Linked DNA regions of Homo sapiens: region 1 is linked to region 2. Evidence: chromatin loops called from intact Hi-C (ENCODE). Cell type or tissue: IMR-90. All regions are shown on one strand.

Region 1 (2,500 bases), 150 kb after region 2:
TGGCCTCCCCCAGCAGAGGCTTTGAGGACCTATCTGTCCCCTCCTCTGAGTGTCTTCAGCATGGAATCCTCTTTCTTTCAGGAGTCCGTGATTCTTGACTGAAACAAGGGTTAGTTCCCTACCTCCATGCCCGTCAAGGAGTAATACTTTTTTCAGCCTTGGGTTTAGTGACAGGGAAAAAAGAACGTTAGCTCATGTGAGGATACGTATAAGGGAATTAGATAACTCTCTACGTGATTTGCAAACACCTCAAAATTGTCAAGATGGAAAAGAGACCCAGAGTCCCCTTTCGTCCTCCCCATTCATTCTAGGGTAATAAGGGCTGGTGGAGAGGCGGTGTCCATTTTTTGACGGAACTGGTATGGGCAGATGAGCATGCCTGAGTACTGAACACTACCGTGTCACTCCCCATGTTGCCATTCTGTAGAAGAGGAAGCAGGAAGCCACCGACAGGGGCATAACTGTGGACCTAAAGTGGACATCAGAGGGGTCCCGGCAATGCGGCCCTGACCCTTCCCTGCCTCACTTGCCCTCTACTTCCCAGCTTCACCATAGCTGGGAAGAATATTTTGATTTGTTTGTTTTCCCTGAGAAAGAACAGTTTCTATCTCGAGTATTGCCTCCTTTCCTGAAGCGTGTTCTCCGTCCCAAGGAAAACACACACATCCAGAAGGCACTGTGAGCAAAGCCTGGAACTGGAGAGATGACCCAGGGTCTTTGGGATTGCGGAACAGCTGCTGTGGAAAAGTAGTGGCCTGTTTATGGGTTGAGGAGGCAGTACAGGGTGACAAGAGGGAGCCCGAGAGCCCCCCATGAATCTGTCTGCACCCTTGTGAGAAGAAGCCCATGAAGTCAAATGACAGCTTGTTTAAGGAAGCCATGAACTAGCAAATGTAGTTAAAAGATGAAGGGGGAAAATGAAGGGAAACGCTTATGCTTAAAGCAGTTTTCCTTTGAAAAACTACAGCATTTAGGCTACCAGGTTGTGTTTCCTTAATAGGAAGCCATATCCCAGCCATGTGGCAAGAATTAGTCATTGCCTTCCATATGGGTAGTAATAATAAATGTAGGAATTTAGAGGCTAATGAATCAGTGGGAGTTGCTATGGGTTTGCTGGGTGAATGAATCAAAGGCGATCCCTTCTTTCTCCCTGCTTCCATCTTTCCGGTCCTTTCCTCCTGCTATGCTTTTATGCGTATGAGCTTTCATCTCTGGCCCACTAACCCCAAGGATCCTTTGAATAATCTGGAAGGAGACCATCTAAAGAACTCTCTGGCCAGGTACAGTGGCTCACGCCTGTAATCCCAGCACTCTGGGAGGCCACAGCACGTGGATCACCTGAGGTCAGGAGTTTGAGACCAGCCTGGCCAACATGGAGAAACCCCGTCTCTACTAAAAATACAAAAATTAGCCAGGTGTGGTAGTGCATGCCTGTAATCCCAGTTACCTGGGAGGCTGAGGCAGGAGAATCCCTTGAACCCAAGAGGCGGAGGTTGCAGTGAGCCGAGATCGTGCCATTGCACTCTAGCCTGGGCGACAGAGTGAGACTCTGTCTCAAAAAAAAAAAAAAAAGAAAGAAAGAAAAAATGAACTCTCAAATCTGTCTCTAGCCTGCATGCGAATCATCGCCCAGAAACTAATCTGTCCCCCTGAGCCCAAGTATTAAGCCGAGCTATGAACCAAAAATTAGAGGTATGAGAGACATGAAGGGGGGCAGGCCTCTGTGCCCCGCCCTCCAAGAGCTCACCATCTAGTGCTAGAGACTGATGTGTAAACAGATCATCATAGTGATAAAAACCGTGATAGAAAAAGGATGACCAGTTGTTTTGGCCTGTGTGTGTAGGGGAGGCTCTGGGAGGCAGGTAGAATGCCGATGAGGATCTTCTATGACATGAGTGGCTGTTGAGCTCAGGAGATAAGAATTTGGAGCTGGAGCAGTTCACTTCCATTTTAAATCCCAGCCCTGTCTCTTAATAGTTGTGTCACTTTGAGCAAGTTACTTACCTCTCTGTGCCTCGGTTTTTTCATGTGTAAAATAGTATACCTACATCCTCGGGTTCCTGTGAGAATTCAGTGAGTTAATATGTGTGGAACACTTAAAATACTGCCTGCTCCTAAAATTACTGCTTGGCAGTAAATGCTATGTAGATGTTACTTTAAAATTATTACTATTTTCACATATCTTATGTGAATGTGCCTAAATGTGATATGTATATATTTTTCCTTTTAAAAATTTGAGATCATACTATACAGAGAGTCCAGCTTACTTTCCATATCAGCACATGTAGATGTACCTTAAGACATTAATTTAAAACCAACTTTCTTTTGAAAAACTTTCCAGCCTCATCAGACATTGGGGATTCTATGTGAGGGCACCTCTCCAAGATTGGATCTTGCTGTGGTTGATGGAGTTACATCCTTCACAGCACGGTCCAAATTAGAGATCTCCAGTCAGGCTGTTTGGTCTGTGAAACATTTGGATATTTGTTTTTTAAATCCA
Region 2 (2,500 bases):
TTTGGTCTGCCAAAATGAGATAGAGAAATGGAAATACGTGCTTTGTGGAGGATCCTGTTTTCCTTGAGTGTCCTTACCTGAAATGGTCTCTTTGGTTTTGTAGGTTCAGACTGAGGTTGGAACGGGCTTGCTTCTCTCTCTCACCTTCTCCCTACCCAACCCCTGCCTCCCCTTTTATTTTTATGTCGAGTTTCATCATTTGGTAAGAAATTTCAGAGGGATTTTTAAATATGAAACTGTGTCTTTTTGTAGTTGATGAGTAACCTGTGGATGTGAATCCTTGGAATCCTAATTGGCACATAACAATAATTGTTTCTATCCTGCTATAAACCATAAGTAACTCCTAAAAAAATTCACATGCACACAAAAAATCTGCAGTGTGGATATAAGTTAATGCCCTGAAGCTGGTACATACAGACCACCTCAACGATGGACTCCTTTATGAATGATTTAGGTAATTGACACAATTTAATATTTGCAATTATTTTTCCTTTGAAACAACACTTAAAAAAAACAAATTCTACAACATTTAAACAGTTGAGGCATCACTCTCCTATAAATTTAGTATTAAATTTCAAAATACGTATTTGTTTTAAAAAGCAAATGTGGTTAATCTCGAAATCATTGAACTTTCTCTTTGCTCTGGACTCCTTGTCTGAGGCTGTTTGGGATGGATTAATTTTAACTTTTCTTTCCTGTTTCTTTGCTTTCCCAGTGCATCTGGGGGAAATAACTCTGATTGATTTGGATATCAAAAGATGTACAATGTGAAGATCTAATTTATCAAAACAGAATTCAATAATTTTATTCATTTTGGCTCTCCCTTGAGACTCCAAAGATATATTCAGTAATATATTTGAAAAATCCAGGTATAAAAATGTCTTTTATCTTCTCTTCATCTTGTATACTCCTTGATTTCTAAGTACTTTTCCTCTTAGACTCATATTACTATCCCACTTTCCTTTCTGGGCTCTACATCAAACAGTGTAGGAATTACAGCAGGAGTGCTATCTGTGGAAGACTTACTCCCCTTGTTTGTTGCAGAAGAGCAGAACATTAAACAGTGAGTGGACTATGCAGAAACGCTCTCCCTCTCCGGCTCTTTTCTCCCTCCCTGCCTCTTTTTTTTTTTCATTCTTGCCTCTCCTTCTCTTCCTCTGTTTCTCTCTTTCTCTCTCTCTCTCTCTTCCCCCCCACCCGCCCCCATTCCCAATGGGAGTGTTGTTTATAGAGCATTATAATTTATAACTGAAGAGAGTGGATTTAATTTCAGTGGAGAGGCTCGCCAGCAGGGCGCCAGCCTGCAATCATATGAATCAGCAAGCTGCAAACTCTATTGAATGGAAAGTATTATCGCTGGCCACAAACGGACACTGTTTCTCCTAAACAACTCCCTTGGTGCAGGAAGACCTTGTCTTCATTCATCTATTTTACATATCTACTTCTGTTTTAATTTTGCCATTTCCTAAAAGTGTTTTCTGTTTTAGATTGCAGCTTTTCTCTAACTACCTTATTTCCTGATGCAATATTGAAAACTGCTATTGTATATTTCTGACTGATTTGATATCTCTTCTTTCCTTATTCTTTACCATGTATGACTAGTTTTCTGTTTGCTTCTCCTTCCTATATGCAACTCTTTTTTTTATGAGACCTGTTAAACCTGCCAAAAGACTAACCATTAGCATTAATACTGTAAAATGCTAGTCAGTTTGGATCACCTCAAGTTTTATTTAATCATGGATATTTTGTTTATACTCCGACATTTTTTCTACATTCATGGAAAGATTTATTTTGTTGTCTTGCAAACATCTGGGAGATGATTTCTTATTCTTTACATGACCCATCAAATGTCTTGTAATGTTAGTACTTGTGCCTTTATACCACATTTTTCTCAAGTGTTTCAGTCATTTTTTTAGGAAAAGGGATAGAATATGTGCATGACTTGTGGCTGGTATTTGTTTTTTGCTTTAACTCAAAATCAGCTGCTTTAATGTAGCTGAACTAAATCTCTAGGTTATTCTAAAAATCAAGTTGGACCAACTTTGCTGATACCTTTTTAAGAAGTATTTTACTGAATTCATGTAGCTATTATAATTGTTGGGAATTTTGGTAGTGAATCTTTAACTGAGGTTAGACAGATTGCATTACTCTTGCATCAAATATCATGCTATCTTCATCCAGGCTTTTAAATAATTTCAACACCTATGCCTTAACAATAAAATCCCAGTTGCACAAATAGCGGGTTAACTGATAATGATATTTGCTTAAAGGGAAAGAGGGATAGTACATGAGACAGTAAGGCAGCTCCGATAAAGGAATTTGATTTCGATTTCATTGGAAAGCCAGACTAGTCTGACTACATTTATTTAAAATAAAGGTCTTTAAAGATACTAACCGAAATGCAAAAATTAGCAGATAACAAAAGTGAACTTCTAATAACAAAACTTCTAATCAGAAATTTGATTAGAAGTTCATGTTTTGTCAGAAATAGATCCTTTTT

The links. Peaks named below come from ENCODE experiments on the same cell type or tissue, not always from the same donor. Only the 100,000 strongest peaks of a DNase experiment are listed, where the experiment ranks them.
Region 1: a loop joins it to region 2, with 2.3 times the contacts of the local background. A loop is called at or near these places in 1 of 110 quality-filtered maps.

What each region holds. Positions count from the first base shown.
Region 1 is chr17:61,308,998-61,311,497 of GRCh38, forward strand. The region is part of intron 22 of BCAS3 (BCAS3 microtubule associated cell migration factor); the gene reads left to right. Among named protein-coding and RNA genes, the nearest start is that of TBX2-AS1, 89 kb to the right of the region's middle. In IMR-90, a CTCF peak has its summit at 1,021; a DNase peak (open chromatin) is centred at 1,054; H3K27ac peaks cover 2,292 bases.
Region 2 is chr17:61,156,413-61,158,912 of GRCh38, forward strand. The region is part of intron 22 of BCAS3 (BCAS3 microtubule associated cell migration factor); the gene reads left to right. Among named protein-coding and RNA genes, the nearest start is that of BCAS3-AS1, 22 kb to the left of the region's middle. In IMR-90, a CTCF peak has its summit at 1,310; a DNase peak (open chromatin) is centred at 1,329; H3K4me3 peaks cover 628 bases; H3K27ac peaks cover 1,218 bases.